Regions from separate parts of the Homo sapiens genome. Here region 1 is linked to region 2. A link is an interaction called in ENCODE POLR2A ChIA-PET data of the cell type or tissue named here. Cell type or tissue: K562. All regions are shown on one strand.

Evidence for each region. ChIA-PET counts read pairs that join two places held together with the same protein. Peaks named below come from ENCODE experiments on the same cell type or tissue, not always from the same donor. Only the 100,000 strongest peaks of a DNase experiment are listed, where the experiment ranks them.
Region 1: POLR2A ChIA-PET joins it to region 2 with 5 read pairs; 4 of 35 experiments call an interaction of 5 or more read pairs at or near these places.

What each region holds. Positions count from the first base shown.
Region 1 is chr10:133,223,050-133,227,049 of GRCh38, reverse strand. It overlaps KNDC1 (kinase non-catalytic C-lobe domain containing 1), which reads right to left. Exons shown (of 30, transcript NM_152643.8): 30 at 638-2,391. The coding sequence ends at 2,160. Among named protein-coding and RNA genes, the nearest start is that of UTF1, 5.2 kb to the left of the region's middle. RefSeq lists an enhancer at 1,332-1,955. In K562, no CTCF peak of the experiment used is centred here; a DNase peak (open chromatin) is centred at 1,769; H3K4me3 peaks cover 443 bases.
Region 2 is chr10:133,163,249-133,167,248 of GRCh38, reverse strand. All of the region lies in intron 1 of KNDC1 (kinase non-catalytic C-lobe domain containing 1), which reads right to left. Among named protein-coding and RNA genes, the nearest start is that of KNDC1, 5.0 kb to the right of the region's middle. RefSeq lists an enhancer at 1,191-1,702. In K562, no CTCF peak of the experiment used is centred here; no DNase peak of the experiment used is centred here; H3K27me3 peaks cover 2,766 bases.

The DNA.
Region 1 (4,000 bases), 60 kb before region 2:
CCGTCCTGGCCTCCTGCTCCACTGTGGTCAGAGTTACGGCGAGCTTGCACCGTGATGACGGGGGACCCAGCTCTGTCTTGCCCACAGGGCTGCCAGGTGGGAACTGGCTGGGTTGGGCAGAGTTTAGCGCAGATTGACCCAAGAACAGCCGTGGGTCTGTGCAAATAGCCTGTAAGAACTGATGGACAGACGCCCGTCCTGATCTTGGATGAAGACACTGCACATCCAGCATGAGGGACGTCCTTTTTGTCAATGGAGGGCGAGCCTGGATGTGCGCACACAGGAGCGTGGTTACGGGAGTCCGTTCTTTTAGGCTGTTTGCAGTCACAACCAGAAGCAAGTGTTTCCTGCCCCAGCCGGTGCGTTTGCTTGTTCCCACGGCCTGGGAGTGCTGGCGGTAGCTTTCCTCCTGGCGGGGCCTGAGTTGTGACACACGTCTGGCAGGCCCGGGCCTTTCTCTGCGGCATCAGAGGGCGTCGCTGTGGACCGGCAGATTCGTTTTCAGTCCTGGGTTGAGCACATCTCGCACCTGGAGTCCTTGTGAGCACCTGTAAGGGGCCTTCGTGCGGCCATGAAGGAAAACGTGTCGACCTGCAGAGGTCACCGTGGGGACCCGCAGAGTGACCACACAGCAGCAGCTGGTAGAAAGGACTTTATTCAGAAATTGGTGCCAGGACGGGAGGGAGCCATGCGGACAGTCGCGCTGAAGCCTGAGCCCAGTGCTGCCCCGGGGTCAGTCCTGACCGCTGGAATGTTGATTTGCACTGAGCACTGTCTGTTAGATACAAAATCTGAAAATGCGGGCGTGGGTCAGCAAAACATAATCCATATAAAAGCCTAAAAAAAAGTGAACTGCATTTCGTGGCCAGGACGCCGACTTCCTCTCATGTTACATCGAAGCGGGGCCCGGATGTCTCCGGTGAATTTATGTGGGAAAACACATCTTGACATTAAAAATGCAGCGATTTGTCACAGGTCACAGTTTTCCTAGAAATGCCACTAGCTGGCTGCTCTAAAGAATGACTAATTCTAAAACTCAAAAGCACAACCCTGGGTCTTGTGATTGGCACCGTGAGAGCCCCACGGAGCTGGGGCCGTGCCCGGGGCTCTGGTCACCCAGCTGCAGAGGCCAATGTGGAGCTGACTGCGCGGGACTCCCATGGCCCTGGCCAAGGGGCTCCACACCAGCTGCCTGGGGTCCAAGAACCTGAGCAAGGGCAAGGGGCCGTGGAGGCAGCGCACTTCCTGTCTCTGGCGAAGCGTGAGTGTGTGGCGAGCTGTGGAGGCAGGGCTGCGGGCGCACATGCATGGCTGCTGGAGGCGGTGGGCAGTGGCGGTCCCTGGGGCATGAGATGGGTGGGGGCACTCTCAGGGACCCCCGCCACAGAGCCTCTGTCTTGGAGCTGCTCTGAGTGTCCTTTCCAGGAAGCAGGGCCTTTGCCCGGGCATGACCACCTCACCAAGGGCTGTTCTAAGCTGGGGGGCCCTGGGCCCTGGGGGAGCAGGCCCAGCCCAAGGTGCCTGCTCCAGCAGCAGGCCTTGGGCACCTGGGGGTCTGGGCTGGGGAGGAGGGGCACTGGGCAGGGAAGGGGAGAGCGGTTCTGGGTCTGGGTTGTGGGGGGTGAACCCAGGCAGGGTCTCGGACCGGAGGTCTCGGAGTCCCTGGGAGCTGCAGTTGGCCACTCAGAGGTCAGCTTTGGCCCTTCGTTGCTCAGCCAACCCAGGCTGGCTCAGAAACCTGCTCAGGGAGGAGCTACTCTGAAGTTTGTTGAGTTGGCGGTGGAGGCTGTTGCTGTTTTGTGGGGGAGTCACTGAGAGCTGGGTAAGAGCCACTTATCTGTGTGTGAGAGGCGCAGACAGGCACAAAACTCCTGGGAAGCTGTCTTTCATTTTCATTTTTAAATTTAACTTTTTAATTCTAGCAGAAACACGCAAACCTCCAAGACTCTTGTGCCCGTCCTGGCTCCGTCTGCTGGGAGGAGACCAGCTCTGCCTGTCCCCATGGGGTCCCCTGAGCCTCCACCTCCTGGTCCAGCTCCCCAGGGTTCGGGGGCGGAGGGGCCTTGATAACGGCCGGGCCTGAGACGCGGCTCCCACCTCCCAGCCCGCCCCCCACAGTCGGATTCGGATCTGGAATTCCACACCAGGCCCGAGCTCGGCTACTGGAATGTAGCCTTCATCCTCCGTAGCTTGTCCTGAATCTTCCGTGAGTGCTTCTCGCTGGAGACCTGGTGGAAGTTGGCCCTGCTATCTGCGGCGAGTGTGGAAATGTCGGCACCGCTGAAGCGGGCAATCCTCTGCTTGAGGTACGACTGGAGCTTGGGGTCGGGGCTGAAGGTGTAAGGGTTCTCCTGGAACGCGTGCACCTGGCTCACCACCTTTGCGATGTTCCTTCCGTTGAGGAAAGAAGAGACGTTAGTTTGCACAGGGCAGGGGCGCGGCTTCCGTGGGGAGGGAGTCCCCCCGCGTTCTTAGGAATCATTTGGACTAAATCTTTTCACCGTGTAAATTCTGAAGGGTGGGTTGTCTGTATTTATTGGCGAGGTGGAAAGGTCACTACTCAGACCTTTCCGTCTGTCTGACTGTCCATCCATCCACATTTCAGTCCACACACGCTTATGGAAACCCTGCAGGCTCAGGCTCGTCCCTGCTGAGCGTCCCAAGAAGAGTCAAGCCCAGTCTGCCGCAGGGGCTGCAGCTGAGAGGACGAGGCAGGCAAGGGACTCTCTGCTGCCGTGCAGAGCGTTCACATTCACACCTGGGAATCGCCACGGCCGGGGCCCAGGGCCGGAAGCCTGGGACAGCTGGTTGACAGTGACCAGCACACCATAGAATATAATGGAGAAAGCTGGCCAGTCACGAGCAGGAGCCCTCAGCCAGGCCTGGGGACACTGATGCCACAGACAGACGCCCTGTCCTGATTTTGGATGGAAACACCACATGCCCAGTGTGAGGGACAAAGAAAGGGGCGTCCATTACGGCAAAGAAAGGCCAAGCCTGGATGGGCTCTCACACACACACACGCCGGGAAGAGCATGCCTGGATGGGCTCTCTCACACACACACACACACGCCGGGAAGAGCATGCCTGGATGGGCTCACACACACACACACACGCCGGGAAGAGCATGCCTGGATGGGCTCACACACACGCCGGGAAGAGCATGCCTGGATGGGCTCACACACACACATGCCGGGAAGAGCATGCCTGGATGGGCTCTCACACACACACACACGCCGGGAAGAGCATGCCTGGATGGGCTCTCACACACACACACACGCCGGGAAGAGCATGCCTGGATGGGCTCTCACACACACACACACACGCCGGGAAGAGCATGCCTGGATGGGCTCTCACACACACACATGCCGGGAAGAGCATGCCTGGATGGGCTCTCACACACACACAGACACACGCCGGGAAGAGCATGCCTGGATGGGCTCTCACACACACACACACGCCGGGAAGAGCATGCCTGGATGGGCTCTCACACACACGCACACACACGCCGGGAAGAGCATGCCTGGATGGGCTCTCACACACATGCACACACACGCCGGGAAGAGCATGCCTGGATGGGCTCTCACACACACACATGCCGGGAAGAGCATGCCTGGATGGGCTCTCACACACACACATGCCGGGAAGAGCATGCCTGGATGGGCTCTCACAGACACACACACGCCGAGAAGAGCATGCCTGGATGGGCTCTCACACACACACACACACGCCGGGAACAGCATGCCTGGATGGGCTCTCACACACACACACACACACATGCCGAGAAGAGCATGCCTGGATGGGCTCTCACACACACACACACCGGGAAGAGCATGCCTGGATGGGCTCTCACACACACACACGCCGGGAAGAGCATGCCTGGATGGGCTCTCACACACACACACGCCGGGAAGAGCATGCCTGGATGGGCTCTCACACACACACACGCCGGGAAGAGCATGCCTGGATGGGCTCTCACACACACACACGCCGGGAAGAG
Region 2 (4,000 bases):
TAGACCACGTCTCATTTTGTTTCAAGAGTCGTCCTGCTGTTCCCTGGACGTCAGAGCCACGGAACATTTGGTGGCACCGTCGGCGTGCTGCCCAGAGCAGGTGTCGGCTCCTGGAGCCTGGGCACGGGGCCTTCCTCCCGGAGGCTCGGCCAGAGCTGCTGGGTCACCTGCTCCGTGGAGCACCCCGACCCCGCAGGCTCACGGCTGGACTGGCCTGTGGAGGCTGCCAACAGATGAGCGAGGCGACGGAGTGGACATCCCCAACTGTGGACTCGTGCAGAGCTAACGGGGCGTGATCCTGACACTCACATGACTTACAACCACACGCGCTGCCAACATTTGTTCCAGGCAATTCACACGGAGGACACAGTCACGGCGGTTCCCTCCATGTGGCTCGGCCGCCCCCATGTGGGCTCACCTCCAAATCCGAGTGGGCTCCTGGACTCCGCGAGGGCTCAGCTGTGATCACGATGGTTGCCACCAACACCCACACCCCCCCCATGCACATGCACAAACATACCCACCTAGCACACGTGCTCACCCTCACACAGACACACGCATCCCCATACATGCATCCCACATGGACACACGCCAACACAGGGCACGCTCACACAGTAACACTCGGACGCTGGTGCAAGGTGTGTGCACACTCACAGTTCCATCCGCTTCACACACACACACTCATGCAATGAGAACAGACATCCTCATACACACACACACCTCACACTCACACACATACTACATGCCACCGCACACATGCCTAACACTGACCATATGCACGCACAGACATGCACACCCGCACACACCCATTCCCACACTTGGTGCACACACCCTCACAGGAACACACAAGGCTGCACAATCCACACTCGCACGCACCCGAGTATGGAGCTGAAGGCCCTCTTGGGTGTGCTGCTCCCCGGCCGGGGCACCCCATGTGCAGGTAGGAGGGGGTGGCCGGGGGCTGCAGCCTGGACACTATGGGTGGGGCCCGTGAGGAGGAGGCAGAGGCCCCTTCTCCCCCATCGCTGGCCCCCCCTCCCCCAGTGCACAGGGCGGCTCTGGCTGTACTGGAGCCACTGGGCTGATGTCCTGAGAGGCACCTCCTGCCTCCGGTCCCCCTACCCTGCCCCAGCGGCTGGCACTGCAAGAGGCCCCCCAGGCACAGGAAAGGGATGAAGGGCTCAAACCAAAGCAGGAGGCCAACAAACGACGGGATCAGGGCATGGGCGCCCGGTGGGGCCTGGCCATGGGGCTGGCTCTGCGTCTGTTCGTGGGGTCCTGGCACATCCCGTCCATCTCCTTCTTGCGGTCCAGGGAGGGGCTTGATGACATCATTTCCCAGGCCCTTCCAGCTCTTTCTATGGCGGGAATCTCCCTGCCCCATTCCTGTGGCCCGTGATCGATCAAAGGTGTTTGATTTGGGCTCAAGCCTGCCGCCCTCTTAGCACCGCCCAGGACTCCTCAGGACTCCAGAGAGCCCGAAGCTCCCAGCGACGCCTGTGAGGCTGGTTAAAGAGGTACCTGGGCACTGCGTACACACAAACACATGCACACACCCATGCACCTGCACACGCAGGCGCACACATATGTACACACTCCCGTGCACTGGCACACACATGCACACAGCGCAACATGCCCACGCACACGTGCCTGCAAACACGGGCACAGACGTGCACCAAGCGGTAAGTCAGTCTGAGGACCCCGTAGGTTGTGCTGCTTAGGAGGAAGGGAGTCAGCATGAGGCGCGTCTCAGCCGGTCCCCGTCCCCCTGCGGGGCCCTGGGGTGCCTCTGGCTGTCACTCACAGGTCAGGCGCCTGCCGCCAGCCCACAGAATGGTGTCGAGACACGTGGACCCGGGAAGGGAGCCCAGGTCAGCCGTGCCAGCAGGGCCACCACTCGCACACAGCACGCCCTCCTGCTCAGACCTGGAGGGGAGATGCCTGGTGATGGGCAGCCCCCTCCTCCCCTCAGGGAAGCCGGACACCTGGAGCCCCAGCACCCATGAGAGGTGGGCGTGTCTGAATTCCGTCGGAGATTCTCTGGATGACTTTAGCGGTGAATTCCATGGGGTCTGTGGCTGAAGCCTCCCCTCAGGGATAGGATGGTCTCAGCCTCTCTGGGGCTTTCCAGAGGGTGGGCTTCCGCTCACACAGGGTCCTGAGCCCGGCCACCCAGGGGGTCTTGTCATGTGCTGAGGGCTCCCAGGCCTGAACTCTGGGCCCCGGGTCACCTGCCCTCTGGGACCTGCAGCCTCCACCCTGCTCTGGCACAGGTGAGAGGAATTAGCCCTCCTTGCCCGAATCCACACTGGCTGGGTGAGCAAGGGGGGGTCAGACAGGCCTAAGAGGCCAGGACAGGACGAGAGGACTGGGAGAGACACAGGCAGCACTCAGCAGCCTGGGGATCCCACGTCCTTGGGCTCCCCCCGCCACATCCCAGCAGACAACCCCACGACCACCCTCAAGGTCGGGAGCTATCTGGGCGTCCTGTAGTCCTGAGCTGTGGGCGTCCTGTAGTCACCTCCAGAAGGGGCCCTTGGAGACCCCGGGGCTCTCAGCCTTGCTACCAGGTAGGTTCAAGTCCACAGCTGGGCCAGGAAGCTTCGTGCTCAAGTAAAATACGCCCAGCCGGGCTGCGGGGCTGCCGAGGTGGCCTCGACAGGAGTTTAATGGGCTGTGGCAGACACTTGGGAAGGAGGTGACGTGCTGTGAATAGCAACGCCGGCCTCAGCTGGCCGACGCCTGTCTGTCTGCCCAGCGCCGCCTCCTGCGCACCTGTCTGCCCAGCACCCACGAGGGCCCCACGGCAGGCTGGGGCCTCGTGACTTTCCACACTTCAGCCTCTCCTGCCCCTGCCAATACAGTCTGACCTTGTTGTGGCTGGCCAGCTTTCAGTGACTCCGTCTGCCGGCACAGACCCAGCCTCTTGAGCAGGCCCAGAGGGTTCTTCATGACCTAGTCCAGCCCACCGACCACCCACCCTGCCCCTTACCATCCCTAGCAGGGCGTGCCTGGGTGAGCCATGGGGTAGGTCTGAGAGCAGGGACCACCTAAGACCTGTTCCTTGCAGGACAGGAAAGACTGGTCCCCACTTTGCAATTGTGTGGCCACGAACTCCACCCCCAACCCAGGTGGGAGGAGGGATTCGGGAAGGCAGGTGGACATGAACTCCACCCCCATCCCAGGTGGGAGGAGGGATTTGGGAAGGCAGGTGGACATGAACTCCACCCCCATCCCACGTGGGAGGAGGGATTTGGGAAGGCAGGTGGCCACGAACTCCACCCCCATCCCAGGTGGGAGGAGGGATTTGGGAAGGCAGGTGGCCACGAACTCCACCCCCATCCCAGGTGGGAGGAGGGATTTGGGAAGGCAGGTGGACATGAACCCCCGGGACTGGGCTGCTCTCCAGGGCAGCAGCACATCAGCCAGTCCCTGGGTCTCAGAGGGCAGGGCACGCTTCCCACCGAGGACCCTTATCTCATGGCAGGTCCCCATTAGGGGCCCTGTGCATTCAGAAAGCTCCCACACCCCCCGCCACACTGCCAGGCAGACTTCGAGCCAGGGTTACACAGGGACGCCTAGATCGTGTGGCGCATTTGAAATACACTGTCTTATGACCAACTGATTTTTTTCAGCCGTGGGATTCTAACAGGACTAATACAAAACTCCAATCACAGCTGGGAGCACTGGCTGCCAATCCCCAGGCCTCCTGACAGCTCTCTTCACACTGCCAGGCCCCCACCACAAAACCACCTCTGCTCCCGAGGTGCCTTCTGCTCTGAGCTCATCCTGGCACAGATGTCATATGGACCCTGCAGCGGGGACGTCCTCTTCTTTACTGGGAGCCCCCAGCTGTGTGCCCCTCCAGGGAGCAACTGCATCCTGTCCAGCCTCAGATTCTGAGCCCAGCCTGACACCGGCACACAGGAGGTTCTGGGAGGCAGTTGCTGAACTCTGGGAGGGATGATAGTGCTGCCTGCCTCTCAGGGACCCGGGACAC